3 separate regions of the Mus musculus genome follow, and regions 1 and 2 are each linked to region 3. The links are chromatin loops, found by intact Hi-C in ENCODE. Cell type or tissue: heart. All regions are shown on one strand.

Region 1 (8,000 bases), 400 kb after region 3:
GGTTTGGTCCCATCCTTAGACAGAATTTGATTCTAAGTTACCTTGTTTTCCTTTGCTCAGCCATGTCTAGAAACAGCTGTGGCAAGGGACTGGATCTGCATTTTTTTCTTCTTTATTGAGACAGGGTTTCTTTATGTAGTCCAGGTTGTACTGGAACTCACCACAGATACCTTGATGGCCCCAAACTCACAGAAATATGCCTTTCTTTCCATGCTGGTGCTGGGACTAAAAGTGTACACCAGCACTGCCTGTCTGAAGCTTTTTAACATCAAGGTCATGATAACATTGTATACAGGACACTGATTCTGGTAGATTCACTTGGTCTGTAGCTTGAGTTAACATTTTTTTTTTTGACCTGGTGTATTTTCATTATTATTTTTCAAAAGATGTTTCATTTTTTTAAATGACATGTTTGTCTAGGTTGTGGTGGTTCAATCTTTTACACCAAGCACAAGTGACGCAGAGGCAGGAGAGGCAGGGAGATCTTTGAGTTTGAGGCCACCCTAGGCTACAGAGTGAGTTCCAGGACAGCCATGACACAGAGAAAATGTGTCTCAAAAAAACCCCAATGAGTCAATCATGTTATGTGTTAGTATGTCTGACTCTCTCTCTCTCTCTCTCTCTCTCTCTCTCTCTCTCTCTCTCTCTCTCTCTGTGTGTGTGTGTGTGTGTGTGTGTAACATGTGGGTGCAGTCGTCTGCTATGTCTTGGAAAACCCTCAAGCTCGAGTTAGAGGTGGTGATAAGATCTTGATGTGGGTGTTGGTAACAAAAGCCTGAACCTCTGCATTCATAGCCTCTTGTGTGCTCATCCTCTGACCCCAAGAATAATCATAGCCATTCTGTTCCATGCATGCCAGCTTTTTCATATTGTTGCTGAAACATGCCTGCCAGTCATTGGAACAGAGAAGTAACTTAATTCAGAACAGGATCATCCTGACCAAATCCTCTGTTATGTTCTGAATGGTCTGAGGTTTGTTAATCTTAAGAAATTCCATAAATGTTTACATAGGGCACATCAAATCAAAGGTCAATTTAAACTCTTGTGCCTAAAATATCTTGAGTCATATCAGACAACCAGGCTGTCCTTCCTGCACCTGAGTATGAACTCATTGCGGCTTTTCCCTTATAAACTGACAGGATAATGTGTCCATTATCATAGTTTAGAGAATTGTGAACCATGTCTCCGGTCTGACCAGTATTAAGATGTGAGTTCAAGATACCATCACTGTTTGAATGAGATTGATGCTCATATGCTCTCTGGACCAACTCTTAGACCACAACATAACCCTGAGTTGTGGGAAGCCGTTGCAGAGTGGCAGTTGCAGAGTGGCAGTTGGCTACTGCTGGCCACCACACATACATAGGCAGTGAAGGTTCTTTTGCCAAGACAAGTTAACTAATCAGATGTGAGACACGCCTCTCCTAGGCCTATGTAAGCAGCACCAGTTCTGGGCTCAGGGTCTTTTCGCCTCTACAATCAAGCTCTCCCAATAAACGTGTGCAGAAGGATCCTGTTGCAGCGTCGTTCTTCCTGGCCAGTCGAGCGCGCAAGAAGTGGTGCCGAAAACCCTGGAAAAGAAACATCTTTAGGCACGAGCGAAGACCCCCTGCTACAGGGAGGATTCAGAACTGCATCACAGGGAAGGAGCAGATAATAAAGGTTCCCGCAAAACAGACTGTTGAGAAGGATCCAGCATGGATTCAGAACTCTTCAGCTGGGGAACGGTGGTAATAAAGGTTCCCATAAAACAGACTGCTGAGAAGGATCCAGCATGGATTCAGAACTCTTCAGCTGGGGAACGGTGGTAATAAAGGTTCCCGTAAAACAGACTGCTGAGAAGGATCCAGCGTGGATTCAGAACTCTGGCTGGGGAACGGTGGTAATGAAGTGTTTCTGCAAAACAGACTGTTGAGAAGGATCCGGCGTGGATTCAGAACTCTTCAGCTGAGGAACGGTGGTACCGGGTGAAGAAAATCCACTTTGGGTTCCGACGCGACTGACAAGGACCATGAAAGATCAAGATGAATCCGAAGATGATCCTGCTCCTGATGATTGAGACCGGGATAAGTATACCTTTGTGGGCCATAAGTTCGCCCTAGGTCATTTAGCAGTTACTGTCACACAGTACTGCGGTATCCAGAGACGGGCAACTTTCCTCATGCACAGACCAACCTAAGACACGGGGCCCAGTGGCGATAGGGTTACCCTATGACGGGAAAGGCTGTGACATTAGAGAAACGACCTAAAACAGGAGCCACGACGGATGGACATAATTGCACAGGCCTAGACCAGCCTCATTTTATTAAAACAAAAAGGAGGAGATGTGGGAAGCCGTTGCAGAGTGGCAGTTGCAGAGTGGCAGTTGGCTACTGCTGGCCACCACACATACATAGGCAGTGAAGGTTCTTTTGCCAAGACAAGTTAACCAATCAGATGTGAGACACACCTCTCCTAGGCCTATGTAAGCAGCACCAGTTCTGGGCTCAGGGTCTTTTCGCCTCTACAATCAAGCTCTCCCAATAAAGGTGTGCAGAAGGATCCTGTTGCAGCATCGTTCTTCCTGGCCAGTCGAGCGCGCGCAAGACTGAGTCATATCTCTAGCCCCTATTTTGATTATTTTACATGAGCAATTGGAAGATAGGTTTTGTACTAGTATTAGTATGAAGGATCTTGGTGGTTACTGGCCCCCTTTTCTGCTACTTTCTGCTTTTCCTAATCTAATTTTCTTCTAGATTGTTAGAAGCTTGTTTTCTTATCCTATCCTAACTGCAATGTTAACTTTTCATTAGCTCTCAGGCTCCTTTGTAGCCCCAAAGAAGAAAACAGAGTAAATTGGCTTTTTAAAATCTAGTGGTAGGACCAGATATAAGAAGGCAGCCAGCAGGAGGCTGTGAAGGAACTTAAAGAGATTTGCAAACATGGGATAAAAAACTACCTTAGCAGGAGGTTCATGAAGGTCAGTTATTGACTCCAAGAACTTACTGCTTCTGACATCCCTCCATGTGATAAGGAGCCTTCAGAATTGAATCGACTCTCCAGTAGAGTATCCATATAACCACACAAGATCACATTGATAACAGAGTTCTACCACCTTAACTATGGTAATTTGAGTAGGTTCGACCACCATGTCCTCATGCATTTGAATGCTTGGCCCATGGGAGTGGTGCTTTTAGGATGTGTGGCCTTTTGGAGTAGGTGTGGCCTTGTCAGAAGACATGTGTCACTATAGGGATGGGCTTTGAGGTCTAAGCTCAAACTCCACCTAATGTGAATGACAGTCTGTTACTGTTTGCCTTCAGACCAAGCTGTCGGACTCTGGGCTCTTCCATCACCGTGTCTGCTTGCACAGTGACATATTTTCAACCATGATGATATTTCTGAAATTATAAGTCATCCCAGCAAAATGCTGTCCTTTAGAGGAGCTGTCTTGGTCATGCTGTCTCTTCACTGCAATGAAATGCTAACTAAGACATTAACCTTGAGGAGAGGAGGCACATCTATTTTCCAGTAATTAGTGCTTAGACCTGGAGGGCAGCTGGTAAGACTGACCAGATAATCCAGTTACTCATAGCACTTGTGTCCCACCCCTGAGCACCCACACTGGTCTGACATAACTGAAGGATACTCTAAAGATGATAAATATTACTGGTAGAATGCTGAAGAGCTTACAAAGAAATATTAGAGAAAATGACCTATGGATCAATATCCACCATGAATGATTCCAGCAAGTTTGGTCAAAGACCTTGAGCAGGGCATTCCAATACCCAGCAAAGCAGGACTCTGTGGAAAACTGATAAACACCACCCCCTGGTGTCCACTTGTGGCAGTTACTGACTTTCTATAATTTGTTTATCAAAAGGTTTTGAAATATTTTTATAGGGGGGCTTCTGCCCCACATTAGCCTTTATATCCCCTGTATAAAAGACACAGAAACCTGGTACTTTTATTAATCCACTGTCAGCTTAGACTCTGCAGGTTCTGAGATACTCTAATCTACATCACAGCCATAGGCTGCATAGAATTATTTGCTGTTTGAGTCTTGCCTGGCTTGCTCTCTTCCTGTGTGTCCTCAGGGCAAGCTTCTCTTGACCATATTCTCATGGTCCATCCTACTTCATGGCAACCTTCTTCTCCCTCGCCTTGTGGTCCCTACCTTAGACCACCCTACTCAACCTCAAGTTCTGCCTTCCTTTCTTTCCTGCCCAGACAAGTCTCTAGACTTTTATCACCCCATCAGAGATTTTTGGGGACTGTTCTTTGAAAGACATTGGTCAATACAATGCCCAAATTGGGCACATCTGAATACACAGCAGACAGAACCAACCCCAATAGAAAGTGTCTAGTTAATATGTAAAAAAATATTTAAAAAATTTAAAAAATAAAATAAAATGAAACCCAGTGGCAGGGCTGGAGAGATGGCTCAGTATGGGGCATTGGGCTATGCACAATGGTCTCCAGTTGAGCTGAGATGTTGTACCCTGGGACCCGGTGGTGATAATTCACTTACATGGGAGTGAAGGAGTTCTCTTATGTCTTCTGGAACTCTGGCTCCTGTCGAAGTTACCACCCCTTCAGCCCCAACAAGAGAAGCATGGCTAGAAGTCATGTAGGCAATGTCCCAAGCTTCTGACCTTCAGGCTAAACTCCTCCCCAGTTACCTAGCAACAGTAAAGATAAGAGCATACTTTAAGTGGGCTGCTTGGCTCCACCTCGCTCTCTCACTCCTCTCATTCCTCTCACTCCTTTTGTTCTCTTGCTCTTGCTCTTACTCTCCTCTCCTCTCCTCTCCTCTCCTCTCCTCTCCTCTCCTCTCCTCTCCTCTCTCTTCTCTTCCTCTCCCTCCCTCTTATTTTCTAGCCTTTCTTCTCTCTCTCTCTCCTTTTCTCCCTTTTCTCCTCTTGGCCATGGCCAGTCTCTTTCTCTTTCTATCTTCTCTCTTTTTCCCTGCCTTTCTATAATAAAGCTCTAAAACCTTAGAGTATCTCTGTTCATCAAGACCTGCCACACTTGGAGGATAGGATAGGTTTTCTCCTAATGAGCCTTTTCTAATCTCCAGATGGAAGGCTTTCCTGTGCTCCAGCCAAAGTCCGCTGCACTCACTCTCACGTGTATGGGAGCCTGTCTCCCCTCAGCCCTCTCTCCAATAACCCCAGGGTGACAGGGTGTTTCCCTGGGGCTCCCCAGGTCGGGGGCTGCCCCTTGTCCACCCCCCCATCGAGTGGGGTCAGAGGCTTAGATGCCCACCTGGGGCCGAGTAGAAAGCATCTGACAGCCCTGCCCTGTCTGCCTGCTCAGAGAATAGGAGGAACTCTGGATGAGCACAGGCTATTCTCCCTCCTCCTCTTTCTCCAGCAGCCTTTTAGATCCCACAGCTCATTGGTTAAGAGCAGTGATTGCTTTGCTAGAGAAGGGTTCAGTTCCCAGCATGCATATGGCTGCTCACAACTGAAGAAAATACAGCACTCTCTTCTGGTTTCCATGGCCAGTGCACACACATGGTTCATGGACATACATAAAGGCAAAGCACACATATACATAAAAATTAAATAATTTAAAAAATCCTTGGCAAGATTCTCCAGTGAGTAACTGGAACGCTGCCACATGGAGAGGTGGTCTGGTTTCTTCCTGTCAGATATCTAATTTTCATGCACAGAAATTAGTCATGTGAGAATTATTCTGTTCCAGTGCAATGATAGTGTTACATTAGTTCAGGTCTCCACCATGATGTCCTCTACTTAATTGTACAAACTTTCCACAGGTTTCCATGGCTACAGAACCATGTACAAACCATGCATGGATAAGCAGGTGTTTCCTGGGCTCTTCCCATATATATGTTTCATTCATCTGATGACTAAATTGTATACTGGAGCTTCACACATCCCACTGTGGATTCTGGGGTCTGGAGTCCAGACCAGGGATTGTGTGGACTCACCCCACTGATAAAATGCCCTGTAGGATGTGGTAAAAACACTGGGCATACAAAAGTGCTTAGAGGCAAGACTGATATGTGTCTTATGTTTTCAGATCCAGTGAGCCAGGATACAAAATTCAGGCCCAGAATGCAAATGAGGAACTGAGCTTTAATTGTGAAGGAATTGGGAACCATGAATACTTTAAAATAGAGTGAAGATCTAGCAACTCCAGTCAGGTTGGGGATAGCTTAAATGTTGCTTCTCAATTCAGCTGGAAGGAAGGAGTCATGAGTTAGGGTGCAGATTTTGGCTGTGGAGAGCATGTGACCCAAATGCTCCCAGCAACTTGACCAACCTTGAGACCTTAAGAATAAAAGGTGTCTGGGTGGGTGTACACAAGAGGCAAGTTTTGGAGGTAAGACCTTTGCTGTTCAGAGAGGGTGTGTGGGTCCTTCCTGATAGGCCCAGTGTTGAGATGACATTTATTTGTGCACACACTTTGTGAGTAGCATAGGCTTATCTTGGAGCAGGAGTGGGTAGTAGACACGTGTCATTGGCCTCCAGTCTCCAGTGAGGTGAGCTATGGAGAACGGAGCCAGGAGTGCAGGATGAGGGTAGTTATTGTGTAGGTGAACAGTGAATAGACTGTAGGGACAATGCTTTCCTTTTCCTGGTGGAGAATGTGGCCGTGGACCTGTGTCAGGCATAGCAGAAGCTTCTGAATGAGACAAGGAGACTCCTGTCCATGATGCTTGAGAATGTTAGTGTTGTGGCCTCACAGATTCCTTTACATCCTCCTGTCCTAGGGTGGGCACTTTCCTTTTCTTTGGGGATCATATTTTTCTCTTTGGTTTTTCAGGACAGGGTTTCTCTGGGTAGCCCTGGATATTCTAGAAATCACACTATAAATCAGGTTGGCCTTCAATTCAGAGATACAGCTGTCTCTGGCTTCTAAGTGCTTTTTATCAAGGATTGTTCTTGGTTTGTGTCTTAGTTAGAGTTTTATTGCTGGGAAAAGACACCATGACCTTGAGAACTCTAATAAAGTCAAAAGTTGAATTGGGGCTGGCTTACTCTTACAGAGGTTGAGTCCAATATCAAGGTAGGAAGTAAGGCAGTGTGTAGGCAAACATGGTGATGGAGAAGGAGCTGATATTTAGAGTTCTACATCTTGATACTAAGGCATCGAGGAGGAGACTGGCTTCTTCAGGTAGCCAGGAGGCATGTCTCCTTGTCCCTGGTGGAGCCGGAGTACTAGGAGACATCAAATCTCCCCTACAGAGTGAAACCTTTGCTCCAAGAAGGAAACACCTACTCCAATAAGGCCATAACTCCTAATAGTGACAATTTCCATGGGCCAAGCATACTTAAACCAGCATGAGTGACAGGGTATGATGAGTCATCTTGTACCTTCTCCTTAAAGTTTCTCATGCCTGATGGGGTTAATATCTCTGAGGAATACTCACCCATATCTGTAAGATGTTTCTCTCTGCTTTAAAAACATTTTTTGTTTTTGTATTAGATATTTTCTTTGTTTACATTTCAAATGTTATCCTCTTTCCTGGTTTCCACTCTGAAAACCCCCTACACTCTTACCCTCCCCCCTGCACACTAACCAACACACTCCTGCTCCCTGGCCCGGGCATTCACCTATACTGGGGCATAGAACCTTCACAGGACCAAGGGTATCTCCTCTTGTTGTTGACCAACTAGGCCATCTTCTACTACATATGAAGCTGGAGCCATGAGTCCCACCATGTGTTTTCTTTGATTGGTGGTTTAATCCCAGGGAGCTATGGGGGTACAGTTAGTTCATATTGTTGTTACTCTGTTGGGAACTAAAATGGGGGTCCTGGGGAAGGGGTGGGGGAAGACCCACACACTGCCAGAGTTTACATATTCTCTGGTCAATCAGGCGTGGGAGAGCTGCCATACACTTTCCACTCAGCCCTGTGTGGGCATTCCTCTATGCCACTCTTCATGGGGTGGCCAAGGGGCAGCCCTACCTGGGATTCCCAGAGCTACCTTGCTAAAACCCCGAAGTTATAGGAGAGAGGGATGAGGGAAGAGGTTCCCTACACCTGC
Region 2 (8,000 bases), 66 kb after region 3:
TTTAGAGAAGTATTTTTATAGATAGTTTTTATTTTTTTTTTAAACTGGGAATCTGCTTCCTGAATTCTACACATAGATGGAACATTTTCCTCCTGTATTCAACTCAACAGGACAAAACCCCAGCCCAAAGCTTATTTGGGACATTTAGCTGCTGTCACTAAAGACAACAAACATGATCTGAACTTGGTAGTACATGCCTTTAATCCTACACCTGAGAGGCAAAGACAGGTGGATCATCTACACAGTCAGTGTTGGCTACATAGAGAGTTTGAGGCCAGCCTGGGCTGAAAAGAAAGAGGAAGGGAGGGAGGGAGGGAGAGAGAGAGGGAGGGAGGAAAAAAGAAAATCAACCAAGTAGAACTGTAGGCCCCTAGTTCTGTTTAGTTATATTCCGAACACAATTACTGTTCCAAAAAAAAAAAAAAAAAGTGTTGCTAGGAGCCTGGCGGTGGTGGCCCACACCTTCAATCCCAGCACTTGGGAGGCAGAGGCAGGCGAATTTCTGAGTTCGAGGCCAGCCTGGCCTACAGAGTGAGCTCCAGGACAGCCAAGGCTACACAGAGAAACCCTGTCTCGAACAACCAATATATATTTAAAAGCAGTACTTTTAACTGCTGAGCCAGCTCTCCAACCCCATAAAATAACTTCTGTTCTTATGAAGACACATCAAAGGGAGGAGACGGAGAAGACGTAAACTAGTAGAAACTATTTGTAAAAAATGGTATACTGGTAGTGAAAATATGTAACAAACTCTTATAAGTCATTAGAATAAAATAATTACTGTAGGTGTGAGTCACCGTGACGCACTTGGTTTCTGTAAATAATGTGTACACTCTCACACTAGCTCATTTGTGGTACTGAGGGGTCCAACTAGGCTTTCACATCTATCTGTCATATCTATCTATCTATCTATCTATCTATCTATCTATCTATCTATCTATCTATCTATCTGGTGTGACCAGATGATGACTACAACTTTTAGTGGAGGGGTTCTCCTATCTTATGAGTCCCACAGATGGAACTGCGGTCATCAGGTTTGGTGGCAAGTGCCTTTTCCCCAAACCATCTCCCTGACCCCCAGCTCCTTTTATGATTTTTTTTTTTTTTTTGAGATAGAGTCCCACTACATTGATCAGACTGACTTGGAATTTGTTCTGGAGCTCAGGCAAGCCTTGAATGTGTGTTCCTTTTGCTTCAGTCTTCCAGCTGGCCTCCGTTTCTCCAGTGCTAGGACGTGAAGCATGCAGATTCATCAGTAAACAACGGATGCCATTTCATAGAAGTTGCGTCTTCTACTATCCCATATTTGGTCATTTTAGGTTGCTTTACTTTTAGGTTTTCTTATTTCTAGAGAAATGGATTTTAGTTGACCCTGGACACTAATGTATCATTTGAATTCTGAAGGTTCTAACTGTGAAAGCTGGACTGAAACATTTACTTGTTTTTATTGGGAGGTGGTGGCAGTTCTTGCTATGCAGCCCAGGCTGGCTTCAAAAGTGATCCTCCTGCTTCAGCCTCCTGATTATAGCCTGGGACAATCATAACCTAGAATAGATGTTTTGAAAGAAATTTCTGCTTATAATTTTATGGTAGTTCAGTAATCTGTGTGTGCACGTTCACATGTGGATGTGCTTGTATACACACAGTGTGTGTATATGGAAGTCTGAGAAGAACTTTGCAGTCTACTCCTGGTGTGTGTGGGTCCAGGGAATGTAATGTGGGTGGTCAGGCATATCAACCAGCCCTGATTTGTGTGTATGTGGCGGCGGTCAGAAGACAACTTTAAGGACCTGGTTCTCTCCTTCTACTGTGGGTTCTGAGGATTGAACTAAATAAGGCATTAGGTATATGTATACAAGTGGTTTTTACCTTCTGGAGGCTTTTCACTGGCCCCCAACATTTTCACTTTTAAATGGCTGATAAATGTGATCAGTGAAATGGGATCACCGGTCAAATGGTTTCTCCTTTCTCATTGGACCATGAGGTGGCTCTCCTGACTGGACATTTGTTCCTCAAATACTTGCTTCCACACCTTGTGTGCATAAGGCAGAGCTGGAATTCCTTAGGTCCTAGGAGGTGCATGTGTGTGTGGGGAGGTTGGAGGGCGGGTTGGGGGGGATGGGCCAGACACTACAGTTTCCCTTCCATCTGGGAAGCAGGTGTCCCAGCTGGCTCTTTGCACAGTGAAGGCCAGGCTTCTGTGCATCTGGGTAGGTCAGTCTGCTGCCAACAAGCTCCCTTCCCCTGGTACTGGGGCATGTTACCATCCCCCTCTGAGAAAAGGGAGTCTGGAAGTGAAGGGCTTTCCTTTAAAACTGTTTTCCTGATTACTGGGACACAACACATGAGGTTTGGTTTTCTTTCCCATGACAGCTCTTGCAGGGTAAGACAGATTTTTGTTTGTTTGTGGGTTTGGGGTAAGATACAATATGGGAGTCTCACGTTCAGCCTGCTTCCTTCTACCAGGGTAACTAACACGGAGAAAAGGAAACAACTGGATTTTCCAAGGCCTAGTGGATACTGGTTCTAAATTGACAATAATTCTGAGAGTCCCCTCACATCGGAAAAAACAAACAAACAAACAAACAAACAAACAAAAAACCCTTAGACTCATTATGGCTCTCCAATTAAAGTAGGGATGCCAGTTGATAAACAGGCTTGTTTTGCTTGCTTGTACATCATGCACGACGTTCATGCCTAGCAGTGGAAGAGGTGGTCAGATTTCTTCGAACTGGAGTTAAGGAGAGTTGTGAACCATCGTGTGGATGCTGAGAACTGAATTTGGGTCCCCTGCAAGAGCAACAAACTCTCCTAACCTCTGAGCCATGGCTCCAGCCTAAAAGAATTTTGGTGGAAGTCACACTTACAATGGGTCCCGGAACTCATCCCGTGATTCTTTTCTAAGTCCCAGAATGTGTAATTGGGACGGTTATACCTAGACTTTGCTAGAATCCTTACACTGTGTTTTGAAACTGCCAGAATTCCCACGTTGGTGTCACATCCATGTGGCACAAAGCAGGCAGCATCAGGCTGTGTTCCTTTAGCAGAGGGCCAGGGAGGAATATGGGGAGGGAGGATGTGGGCTCGGGGCTCAGCCTGGGGGTGGGGGGGGAATCTGGAATGTGCCCTGAGGCCTCGGGGTGGACCAGAGCCTGGGCCACCGCTGTCCCGCCCGCGTCCTCGCGAAGTCTGCGCACCCCTCGGCCGGGCCGTCGCCGCCCCCCCCCACATTCCAGAGGCCGCTGCGCAGTCTCCTTCCTCACATTCCTGACGGGGCAAAGGAGTCCCTCCGTCCCCCCGCCCCCTGCGCGCGGTCTCGAAGCGGAGGGGGCGCGGCCCCGAGCTGCGCGCGCATTCCTCCGCCGCGCGCCTCCGTTCCTCCCTCCCTCCCCGCCACGGCCCCGCGCGAGAGTGCGGCCCACGCCGAGCGACCGCGACCCGGGCCCCGCCCCGCCCCGCGCCCAGGGGTCCCGGGGCGGGCTGCGGGCCGGCGGACGATGCGGCGGCGCTGCCGGAGCGGCGGCGGCGGGCGGCGGAGGCGGAGGTGACGCGCCGCGGCGGGCCGACGGCCATGCAGCGCTCGCGGACGGCCGCGGACGACGCGGCTCTGCTCCTGGCCGGGCTGGGCCTGCGCGAGTCGGAGCCGACCGCCGGCTCCCCAGGGCGCGTGCGGCGCGGGCCGAGGGCCGTGGACGAGGCGGCGCCAGCGTCGGGCCGCCGAGGCAAGGGTGGCTGCGGCGGCCCCGAGGCCGCGCCCGACGTCCCGAGCCGCCCCGAGCGAGGCCCGCGCGCCAGCCTCGCGGGCTCGGACGGCGGCAGCGCGCGCTCGAGCGGTATCAGCCTGGGCTATGACCAGCGCCACGGCCCCGGCCCCGGGCCGCCGTCGGGGGGCAGCGCGCGCTCCAGCGTGTCCAGCCTGGGTTCCCGTGGCTCAGCGGGCGCCTGTGCAGACCTGCTGCCGCCCGGCGTCGGCCCGGCGCCCGCCCGCTCTCCGGAGCCTGCCCAGTTCCCCTTCCCGTTGCCGTCGCTGCCGCTGCCCCCGGGCCGGGAGGGCGGCCCGAGTGCGGCCGAGCGGCGGCTGGAGGCGCTCACGCGGGAACTGGAGCGCGCGCTCGAGGCGCGCACGGCGCGAGACTACTTTGGTGAGCGTGCGCGGGCCAGGGTCTGGGTCGGGGGTCCCGGGGTTCTGGTAAGGGCTGTTCTCCAGCCACGGATGCGGAGATGCCCGGCGCTTCCTGACTTGAGGCGGGGGTGGGGTGGGGGTGGGTGAGGGGTGGGATCCAGACAAAATCAGGCTGATTGACAGCCTAACCTGTTTTCTGGACACTTAAAAAAATGATTATTTACTTAGAGACAAGGTTTCACTCTGTAGCTTAGACTGGCCTGTCTTCCTGCCCCCGACTCTGAAGTTCTAGGAGTAGAGACATATGGACTCTGCAAAAGATTCAGTTAGGTGTATATTGAAAGTACCTCGGGAGGTCAGAAGGTGTCAGATTCCTGGAACTGGAGTCTGGTTGTGAGCAGTATTGGGAACTGAGTCTTCTCCGTTGAGAAGTTGAGTCTTCTGCAAGAGCACCAAGCTCTTACTGCTGACCCATTCTTAAGCTCCTTTGCTGGGCATTCTTCTTCATCCCTAGTATTGCCCCTAATAAAGTTTGATGAAGAGCAGAACGGAAGCGTCTCCCCTTCCAACTGAGGCATGGATAGGGGCAGAAAGATGGGGTTCCCCGGGTACCCCTGAACCTGTGTGACTGAGACTTCAGTGCTGGTAGAGGCTGTAGGTGGAACTGTGTGAGGCTACAGGACCAAGGCAAGCATTCAAGGCTTCTCTGGGCTAGGTCTTATAAACAGGATATTTCCTACAAGAATACCGAGCTAGGGGGGTAGCTCTGTGATAGAGCACTTGCCTATCACTGCCCTAGGTTTGTTTTCCAGCAAGGCAAAGCAAATAAACAAAACCACAAACCAGCCTTACATCTGGTTACACATAGATAGAAAAAATACAAAGAAAAATACGCGTTCAGACGTCACCCTTTAGCTTGGCATGGTTGGTACAGACCTGTGATGCCAGCACTGGGGGTTCAGGAACAGTAGGATAGTTTAAAGCCAGCCTCGTCTACATGTAGTTCCCAAACAGTCAAGGCTACAAAGTCAGACTGTGCTTCAAAAAGTGGCAACAGAAAATAGACTTTATATCATTAAATACCAAAGAAAGGGACTCTGACTCATAACAGCCCTGGTAAAGAAATCACATGCATTAGCAAGGCCCCAAAGTCTCTGATGGCTTTTCTTGGCACAACAGTTAGGTGAGTCAGGTACAGGGAGTGAAGCTGGCTTGGGGATGTGTATGGTTAGCAAGCCTGGGACAGGGCTGGCTGAGTCTGAGCTGTCTCACATTCAGTAGAGCTAGCAGCTCCACGATGCTTTGAAGTAGATCTTAGGGGAGTAGACCTTAGCAGGTCGTGTGGGTGTTTTCCAGGGTGGAGGAAGAAAGTGAGGGTATGAGAAGGTTGTAGCCCAGGATGGTCAAGGGCATGCACGGGCTAGAGTGGTTTGGCTTTGGAATGAGATGCTTGATCTGATGACGTGAGAAGTCAGGATGGGGAATCTGTGGTTTAGCCGAGGTGATGGCTGCTGTAAATGGCCTGGGAGTAGGAGGTGAGTGAAAAACTGACCTTCTGCCAGGAGCCAAATTGAGACATTTCAGCCGGATACTCTCTGTGCTCTTGGTTGAGCATCTGATCATCTTCTGGCCCGTGCACACTTAGAGGCTCAGCATTGGTCTGTCTGTTGGCCCCTGTGGCCACTCTCAAGTCTGCGTATTATGCTGGGTATTTAATGTGAGGGTAAAGACACTATAGCCCAAAACTGCTGGAGGTGAGGATCCTTTCTAAAGAGCACCGAGGGCTCAGCTTTAGCCCTGTTAGCCACACAGGAGACTGCGCTGGCTGATTATAGAGGTTTCCCTCTCTGAATAAGCTCTCATCTAGTGCAAGCTGCTCCAGAATGTGCTCCGGAGCTCAGGACAGCCTTTCCCAAGCCTAAACCCCAAGCATTGGGATTGCAGGTGTGCACAGCACAATCAGCTAGATTATGGGGTGATGAGGATGGAACCTTGGCCTTCATGCATGCAAGGCAAGTACTCAGGCAAATGAACAGTGTCCTCAGTCCCCCTTTTTAGCTAGGGCCTCACTCTGTATGCCAGTCTGACCACCAAGTAACCATCTTCCTGCCTCAGCCTCCTGAATGCTAGGGTCACAGGTTTGAGACGTGATACCTGCTCTAAATGCTAGCTCTCACTCCCTAAACCAAAAATATGCCTTTTTTCTGGTTCTTAAAAATGTGCAATTTCGGTTAAACTATGTGTTTGATATCAGTTGGGGTTTTTGAGTTACAGAAATGGCAGTTTCTAGGTATAGTAAACAAGCATTTGGAAAACTGAAACAGAACCATTATGCGTTCCAGGCCAGCCTGTGCTACAAAATGAGACCTGGACAGCAAAACAGAAAACAAAAATGTGTTCATTTCACTTTTTAAAAATTTAATTTAGAGGCCAGAGTCTTAGCTTAGGTTAGCCTTGAACTCTTTTTGCTACAGCCTTCCAATCGCTGGGAATACAGGCACGTGCCATCCTATCCAGCTTGCAGTTTAAAAAGTTTCAAATCTTTTTTTTTCTCCTTTTTTTTTTTTTAAGATTTATTTATTATTTCTTAAGTACTGTAGCTGACTTCAGACACTCCATAAGAGGGCATCAGATCTCATTACGAATGGTTGTGAGCCACCATGTGGTTGCTGGGAGTTGAACTTGGGACCGGCAGAGGAGCAGTCAGTGCGCTTAATGGCTGAGCCATCTCGCCATCCCTGTTTCAAATCTTTTGACCTGAATAAGCACCTCTTACAGAAGGAAGTCTGACTTCTAAGAACCTTGTCTATAGTGTGTTCTTCTGTCTGTTCCATCCCTAGCTCCCTCCTCCATAGGCTCTGTGTCAGCTGACCTCTTGGTACCCCTGTGTCTTCTCCCCAGTTCTGCTGTCTGATGGAGGCCAACAGCCTCAGGCCCCTGAACTGACCATCTACTGCTAAGGCTCCTAGGCCATACTCTGTGTTTGCTTCTCTTAGCAGCCTTTGGTTCCAGCTCTTCCCACTGTGTGACGTGTGTGTGTGTGTGTGTGTGTGTGTGTGTGTGTAGACACATGAATGCTCTGGCATGTATATATGTGTATAGAGGTCACAGACTTAACTCGTGGGAGTTGGTTCTTTTCCTTTACTATGTAGGTTTTGAGGCTTGAACCCAGGTTGTCAGGCTTAGCTGCAAGACCCTCTGAGCCATTTCACTGGCCTGTTTTTGACCTAAGTGGGTTTGTAGGACTTTGTGTGTTGCCCCTAGCCTTAGTCACTTTGCTTTTATGTTCAACAGCTTTCTGGTCTCTTGACACCCATCCTGCTTTCCACTTCACTCAGAATACTGAGGTCCCCAAGTTCAGTCTTTGTGGCCTGGCTTCCTGTTTCTCCCTCTGCCTCAGTACACAGCCAGTCTGCCACCTGAGAGGGTACCATTCTGATCTCTCTGACCTCTTCCTCCAACTTAAGTTTTCCTCTTTCCATTGGCCCTTTTCTTTTGGTTATAAATCTGTAGAAGGATCTTTCACATGCACACACACACACACACACACACACACACGTCCAGACACACATGGGGGTGGGGGGCTGAGATGCCTCTGAGGCTAAAGAAGCAACTTGTTCCCAAGCCTGTCTACCCACATTTGAGTCTCAGAATCTGCATGGTAGAAAGGAGAGAACTGACTCCTGTAAGTAGTCTTCTGACCATACATGTCTCATGTGTGCACACATAGTCATGTCTGTGCACACATAGTCATGTGTGTGCACATGTACACAAATGAATATTTTTTTTTTAAAGCACAAACTTCTAAGTCCATGTAGCATCAATTCCCTCTGCCCTTTCATCTTACCTCCTTTCCATCTTAGTTCTTTGTGTTTAT
Region 3 (8,000 bases):
AGCTGGCCAAGAAAATTGAGCCGGAGCTGGAGGGCAGCTCTGCTGTGACCTCCCATGATTCCTCCACTAACGGACTGATCAGCTTCATCAAGCAACAGCGGGACACCAAACTAGAATAACTCCAGCCGCGGCCCTACTGACTGGTCCTCCGTGTCCCTTCTCACCATATGCACTGCATGGTCCTGCCCCTCCCTGCCCAGAGCGCACCACCGGTAGTTGGCCTGGACTACAAGGCTGTTGGGAGAAGCTGGTCTGGAACTGCCATCCACCCACTACGCACCCTCCCTGTTGAAGCTGATGGAAGGGCTTTGACGTGTCATGTTGTTCTGACCTGTATTTCACACCCCAGCTAGAATAAAGACACCTAGAGGAGGCATGGGGGCTCAGCCTCTTCAGTTTACTGAGTCAGTACTTTTATCTGTTACTTGTGGGTGACCCTGCTTATGCCTTGTTTGGTTGGCTCTTTACTTGGTGGTGGGCTGGTCCACAGTCTCGGAGGATTGATCGTTATGAGGGGACAGCTGGGTGATAGGGGCACTTGGGAGGCACAGGCAGGTCTATCTGAATTCAAGGCCAGCCTGGTCCACAAAATGAGTTCCCGGATAGCCAGGGCTACACAGAGAAACCCTGTCTACAAAAAAGGGGTTGGGTAGGGTGGGGTCAGGGATCTGCAGTTAGGTGGGCAACTTGCTCTCCAGTCACGTGTTCACCTCCTTCCCCTCCTCACCTTGGTGACGTGGAAAAAGTAATTCTGCTTCACTAGGTAGGTTTTTGCTTGCTTGTTTGTTTGTTTACCTTCGCTTTATTTTTGGTATCAAAACCTAGGAATGGGGCTGGAGAGATGGCTCAACAGTTAAGAGTACTGACTGCTCTTCCAGAGGTCCTGAGTTCAATTCCCAGCAACCACATGGTGGCTCACAACCACCTGTAATGAGATCCGATGCCCTCTTCTGGTGTGTCTGAGGACAGCTACAATGTACTCACATACATAAAATAAATAAGTCTTAAAAACAAACAAAAGAACCCAGGGATGAACTCGATTATACCCTTCAAAAGACAGTTTTAGCAGGGTGTCATTACTGTCACATTCATATCCTGGCTATCAGTGAGTCCTTGTGAGACTGAGTGACAGCCCTGTCATTCTACTTTCCACCATGTTAATTAGGCCCATTTGATGGCCAGTCAATAAAAAGACTTGGTACATGTCTTAGGGTTTTATTGCTGTGAAGAGACACCATGACCATAGCAGCTCTTGTAAAAGACAACATTTCATTGGGGCTGGCTTACAGTCCAGAGGTTTAGTCTATTATTGTCATGGCAGACCATGGTGGCACATGTGGGTAGACCTGGTGCTTGAAAAGAAGCCAAGAGTTCAACATCTTGATTCGAAGGCTGCGGAAGGTAGGCCTAGCTTGAGCAAGTTAGACCTCAAAGCTTGCCCCCACAGTGGCACACCCTTCAGCATAGCTTCACTTCCTAGTAATGCCACTCCCTTTGGGCCAAACACTCAAACAGGAGTCTACCCTGTAGACTGTACACAAACTTGGTCACTGAAGTGGGTGGTTCTGATGCTAAAGTCCTGTTCCCCAATTGGTTCTTGATTTGTCAGTAAAGAAAGCTAGAGGCCAATTGCTGGACAGAAGGTATAGGTGGACTTCCCAGGTCCCAGGAGGAAAAAAAGGCAGATAGATGCAGGGAAGGAGAAAGTGTCTTTCTGCTGTGTTTTAGAGGAAGAAGGACACAACAACCATGTGAGCTCTCAGGGGAGCCGCCAAGGATGTTTAATAGGGGCTCGGTGGGACTAGTTACTAAATTTAGGGCAGGTGGAGAGATGGTGATAATTGGTTAAGTGGATGCTTTTCCAGGCAGGAGATATCTGTGCCCAGCAATTGTGCCCAGAAGGTAAGTTGTAAAGTAACAAGCTGTGTGTCTTTATCTGAAGATTCAAGGGAAGCTCAGGGGAGGACATGTCCTGGAGCTAAAGGGGGTTAAAGCAAAAGGGAAGCAATAGTGTGTGTGTGTGTGGGGGGGGGTGTTTGGTAGCCCTTCTGGGTCCCCGGATTAAAAGGCACTTAAAACTACACTCAAACACTGAAACTTATAGAGGAGAAAGTGGGGAAAAGCCTTGAAGATATGGGCACAGGGGAAAAATTCCTGAACAGAACAGCAATGGCTTGTGCTGTAAGATCGAGAATTGACAAATGGGACCTAATGAAACTCCAAAGTTTCTGCAAGGCAAAAGACACTGTCTATAAGACAAAAAGACCACCAACAGACTGGGAAAGGATCTTTACCTATCCTAAATCAGATAGGGGACTAATATCCAACATATATAAAGAACTCAAGAAGGTGGACCTCAGAAAATCAAATAACCCCCTTAAAAAATGGGGCTCAGAACTGAACAAAGAATTCTCACCTGAGGAATACCGAATGGCAGAGAAGCACCTGAAAAAATGTTCAACATCCTTAATCATCAGGGAAATGCAAATCAAAACAACCCTGAGATTCCACCTCACACCAGTGAGAATGGCTAAGATCAAAAATTCAGGTGACAGCAGATGCTGGCGAGGATGTGGAGAAAGAGGAACACTCCTCCATTGTTGGTGGGATTGCAGGCTTGTACAACCACTCTGGAAATCAGTCTGGCGGTTCCTCAGAAAATTGGACATAGTACTACCGGAGGATCCAGCAATACCTCTCCTGGGCATATATCCAGAAGAAGCCCCAACTGGTAAGAAGGACACATGCTCCACTATGTTCATAGCAGCCTTATTTATAATAGCCAGAAACTGGAAAGAACCCAGATGCCCCTCAACAGAGGAATGGATACAGAAAATGTGGTACATCTACACAATGGAGTACTACTCAGCTATTAAAAAGAATGAATTTATGAAATTCCTAGCCAAATGGATGGACCTGGAGAGCATCATCCTGAGTGAGGTAACACAATCACAAAGGAACTCACACAATATGTACTCACTGATAAGTGGATACTAGCCCAAAACCTAGGATACCCACGATATAAGATACAATTTCCTAAACACATGAAACTCAAGAAAAATGAAGACTGAAGTGTGGACACTATGCCCCTCCTTAGAAGTGGGAACAAAACACCCATGGAAGGAGTTACAGAAACAAAGTATGGAGCTGAGATGAAAGGATGGACCATGTAGAGACTGCCATATCCAGGGATCCACCCCATAATCAGCTTCCAAATGCTGACACCATTGCATACACTAGCAAGATTTTACTGAAAGGACCCAGATGTAGCTGTCTCTTGTGAGACTATGCCGGGGCCTAGCAAACACAGAAGTGGATGCTCACAGTCAGCTAATGGATGGATCACAGGGCTCCCAATGGAGGAGCTAGAGAAAGTACCCAAGGAGCTAAAGGGATCTTCAACCCTATAGGTGGAACAACATTATGAACTAACCAGTACCCCTGAGCTCTTGACTCTAGCTGCATATGTATCAAAAGATGGCCTAGTCGGCCATCACTGGAAAGAGAGACCCATTGGACACGCAGACTTTGTGTGCCCCGGTACAGGGGAACGCCAGGGCCAAAGGGGGGGAGTGGGTGGGTAGGGGAGTGGGGGTGGGTGGGTAAGGGGGACTTTTGGTATAGCATTGGAAATGTAAATGAGCTAAATACCTAATAAAAAATTGAAAAAAAAAAAAAAAAAAAACTACACTCAAGTCACCTGAGTTTCATCTATGAAACCTATATAAAGGTGGATGGGGTGAGCTGATGTCACATGTATTGTGGCAGGCACATACTCAGTAATGGGATGTATATGGTACTTACTTGAGATTAGCCTGGGCTGAGTGAGCAAGTTCCAGACTTGTCTAGCTATACAGTGGAAACGTGTCTCAAGAAAAGGGTGGTAGGTCACAGTAGGGTCTCAGATATAGGTCAGTGGTAGCGCATGCTCAAAGATTGGGTTCAATCTATCATGTGGACACACTTGTGGGGTAAAGTTTCTCCAAGTTTCAAGTGCTTGACTTGTGTCCAGCAGGTGGCACTATTGGTAAGTGGTGGAAAGTAGGTGGGGCTCAGTTGGAGAAAAATGTCTCCCTTGAGAGGGAAAGACATGACTTTGAGAGATTTGCTGCAGACTCTTCTTTCCCTGTATCCTGGCTGCTACCTTTGTGGAAATGACACAAACTAGAAGAGTGCACCGGATTCCATTACAGATGGTTGTAAGCCACCATGTGGTTGCTGGGATTTGAACTCGGGACCTTTGGCAGAGCAGTCAGTGCTTTTAACCACTGAGCCATCTTTCTAGCCCATTTCTAAAATTCTCACACTGCTATGGTTTCTCAAAGTAGTCAAACTCACATGTGCTTTCTGTTTCTGGGATTAAACACTTGTGGAGGAAAGGGTTACTTTGGCTTATAATTTCCGGTCATGATCTATTATTGAGGGAAGTCCTAGAAAGAGCCAATGAGCAACTGCTTGCTGGATTGCTCCCTGGCTCTGTGTGTGTGTGTGTGTGTGTGTGTGTGTGTGTGTGTGTGTGTGTGTGTGTGTTTAGGACACAGGATAACCTCACATGTGATTCCTCTGGTCCAGTCAGTCCTTTTTTTTTAATTTATTTTTTTATAAAGACAGTGTCTCAGTAGCCTGAAAGTTACTGATCAGGTTGGTTGATCCAGTCCCAATTTCAGGGTTTATTTGCTTTTGAGATACTCTCAAGCCAGAGCTGGGTTGAGTTTCACTATTTAGTCCAAACTATAACCAGAGTTCACCCTTACCTGGCAATACATGCTTTTCAAATGTGCTTATTTTTTTTATTTTAGTAAAACTCATCACTAAAATTTTTCTTATTTTGGTTTTTTGAGACAGGGTTTCTCTGTGCAGTCCTGGCTGTCCTGAAACTCACTCTGTAGACCAGGCTGGCCTTGGACTCAGAAATCCACCTGCCTCTGCCTCCCAAGTGCTGGGATTAAAGGCATGAGCCACCACTGCCCGGCTAAACTTTTTATTATTTACTTTAATGTGCACCATGTGTATTCCTGCTGTCCACAGACTCCAGAAAAAAGAATTGGCATTGGTTCCCCTCCTGCCTACCCTCTGCAAACTGGAGTTGTAAGCAGTTGAGTAACCTATGTACATGCTCAACATTTTTATTTTGTTTTGTTTTTCCATACAGGGTTTCTCTGTGTAACAGTCCTGGTTGTCCTGGACTTGTTTTGTAGACTGCTGGCCTCGAACACATAGAGGTTACACAACCCCGCTGTGGCATATGCTCAAATCTTCAGTCTTCATATGTATTTTAAATGTATCTGTCAAAATTAAGGACTTTGGGGGGCTGGAATGATGGCTCAGGAATTAAGAGCTCTTTCAGAGGACCCAGGTTCAATCCCACCACTCACAGGACAGTTCATAATTAACTGAAACTCCAAGAACTGACACCCTCACACAGACCTACATGCAGGCAAAACACCAATGCACATAAAATAAAAAAATAAATGATTATTTTTTAAAATGTAAGGACTTTTTGTTTGTTTTTTTCGAACAGGGTTTCTCTGTATAGCCCTGGCTGTCCTGGAACTCACTCTGTAGACCAGGATGGCCTCGAACTCAGAAATCCACCTGCCTCTGCCTCCCGAGTCCTGGGATTAAAGGCGTGCGCTACCACACCCGGCTTATTTTATTTTATTTTTGTTATGTTTCTTGTTGTCTGCCAATACCGTCATCCTGTTTCCAGTTGTCAACGTCTAGTTAAACCTCTTTGTAGATCCTATCAAGATATCAGAGATAAAACAGGTGGTCTCCGTCCAGGACCCCTTTGGGGCGGAGTCGGGGAGGAGCAGGCGGCGCGCGTGCGCAGATAACACTCTCTGTCGGCCACCGTAGCTCGCGCTGTCACGTGGGAGCCCAGTAGTTATGGCGGCCGTCAGGAAGCCTGTACTGCTGGGACTTCGAGACACGGCGGTGAAGGGCTGCCCCAAAGGGCCCTCCGCCTGGACCTCTAGCAAGCTGGGTGGCGTTCCGGTGAGTGCGGCTGCGATGTCTTGGCGGGGCCGCGTGGAGGGTGTCCGGGCGGGAGCGGCGTGGGTCCCGGGGGTCTGAGCTGCAGCCTGCTCCTCAGGACGCCCTGCCGGCCGTTACCACTCCGGGGCCGCAGTGTGGCCGCTGCGCACAGCCGCTCACGCTCGTCGTGCAGGTGTACTGCCCGCTGGACGGCTCCCCGTTCCATCGGCTTCTGTACGTGTTCGCCTGTGCTCGTCCAGGCTGCGGCAACAGCCAGACGCGCAGGTAGGCGGGGAAGTCCTGTCGTGAAGTCTGGTCCCAGGACGGGGCGGGATGGGGCGGGATGGGGCGGGCCGAGGCGGGCCGGGTGACACTCGGTGGGGCTGGATGTCCAGGGTGGAGCCCTCACTGTGTCTGTCTTGCCTCTAAGCTGGAAGGTGTTCCGTTCCCAGTGCCTGCAAGTGCCAGAGAAAGAGACTTGGAACGCGCAGGTAAAGCGATTCTGATTGGCACACTATGTTTTTCAATAATTTGAGGATCGTTTACAGCAACTTGTCTCCCCTCTCTAGCCCAAGCTGGCCTTTAACTCTCATAAATTTGTTGGCTTAAATCTTCCCTAGTCCTGTGATAACTGCTATGAATCACCACATCCTATTTAAGACAGCTAAAAAGAAGATTTATTTATTTACTGTATGTATGAGTGCTCTATCTGTATGTACACCTGCATGCCAGAAGAGGGCATCAGACTCAGTATAGATGGTTGTGATGAGGTTGTTGGGAATTGAGTTCAGGACCTCTTGAAGAGCGAGCCTTCTCTCAGTCCCTTAAGACAGTTTTTTAAAAGATTGCTTTTGGAGGCTGGAGTGATGTTTCGGTAGCTAAGATTGCTTGTTGCTCTTTCAGAGGACTCAGGATCAAATTTCAGCACTCAGGTGGCAGTTCAAAATTACCTGTAACTCCAGTTCCAGGGGTTCCAATGCTTTCTTCTGGCCTCACTGGCACCAAGCACACTGTGGTGAACAGACATACATGCAGGGAAAACACCCATATACGTGGAATAAAAGTGAATCTAGGCCAAGTGGTGGTAGCACGTGTCTTTAAGCCCAGCACTCGGGAGACAGAAGCAGGTGGATTTCTGAGTTCAAGGCCAGCCTGGTCTACAGAGTGAGCTCCAGGACAGCCAGGGCTACACAGAGAAACCCTGTCAGGAAAACAATTGTTTAAGTGTGTGCTTCACACGTGTGTGTCAGAGCCTTTGAGGCTGGAGTTACAGGTGTTTTGAGAGCTGCTTAATGTAGGTGCTGAGCCATCTCCCTGCCCCTAATACCAAACTTTTAAACATGCTTCTTTGCTGCCGTGGAATGAACTTTAGTCTTTCAGAATCATCAAATGCTATTCCCTCAGTTTTCTGGCTTTTTCTTAAGATTTTACTTTTTTTTTTTTAAGTTTATTTATTATTACAAATAAGTACACTGTAGGTGTCTTCAGATGCCCCTGAAGAGGATGTTGGATCTCATTATGGGTGGCTGTGATCCACCATGTAGTTGCTGGGATTTGAACTCAGGACCTTCTGAAGAGCAGTCATTTCTCTTACCTGCTGAGCCATCTCGCCAGCCCCCAAGATTTTACTTTCCAGTTTACATATATGCATGTGACCATCAGTGCAGGTGTCTGTGGAGATAGTGGATCTCCTGGGCTGCCTGATATGGGTGATGGGAATTGAACCTAGTCCTCTGGAAGAGCAGCCAGTACTCTTAAATACCAAGTCAAGTATAATAGTTTATACGAGAGACATGTAGTTTACTGATTTTCTCATTTGAATAAATATAGGTAAGTGTGTGTGTGTGTGTATATATATATGTGTATATATATATATATTCATGTATGTGCATGGCACACAAGGTTGTGTGAAGTAGAAAAATGCTTTTTTGTTTATTTGTTTTTTGTTTTTTAAGCTAAGACATTTAAATCTTTACTAGCTAAATTGATAGCCTCAGGGGGAAAGTCCAGCAAGGGCTTGTGGG

What was found. Peaks named below come from ENCODE experiments on the same cell type or tissue, not always from the same donor. Only the 100,000 strongest peaks of a DNase experiment are listed, where the experiment ranks them.
Region 1: it touches region 3 in a loop (8-fold over the local background); 5 of 42 quality-filtered maps call a loop at or near these places.
Region 2: a loop joins it to region 3, with 2.2 times the contacts of the local background. A loop is called at or near these places in 2 of 42 quality-filtered maps.

The regions. Positions count from the first base shown.
Region 1 is chr7:33,791,012-33,799,011 of GRCm38, reverse strand. No RefSeq gene overlaps it. Among named protein-coding and RNA genes, the nearest start is that of Scgb1b24, 51 kb to the right of the region's middle. In heart, a CTCF peak has its summit at 3,816 (motif pointing left); no DNase peak of the experiment used is centred here.
Region 2 is chr7:34,128,631-34,136,630 of GRCm38, reverse strand. It overlaps Wtip (WT1-interacting protein), which reads left to right and starts at 3,363. Exons shown (of 8, transcript NM_207212.2): 1 at 3,363-4,142. The coding sequence starts at 3,572. In heart, no CTCF peak of the experiment used is centred here; DNase peaks (open chromatin) are centred at 3,320 and 4,050; H3K4me3 peaks cover 3,030 bases; H3K27ac peaks cover 2,313 bases.
Region 3 is chr7:34,194,533-34,202,532 of GRCm38, reverse strand. It overlaps Pdcd2l (programmed cell death 2-like), which reads left to right and starts at 5,863. Exons shown (of 7, transcript NM_026549.4): 1 at 5,863-5,997; 2 at 6,095-6,261; 3 at 6,407-6,467. The coding sequence starts at 5,890. It overlaps Gpi1 (glucose-6-phosphate isomerase 1), which reads left to right. Exons shown (of 18, transcript NM_008155.4): 18 at 1-1,206. The coding sequence ends at 119. In heart, CTCF peaks have their summits at 3,996 (motif pointing right) and 6,703 (motif pointing right); a DNase peak (open chromatin) is centred at 5,842; H3K4me3 peaks cover 1,332 bases; H3K27ac peaks cover 699 bases.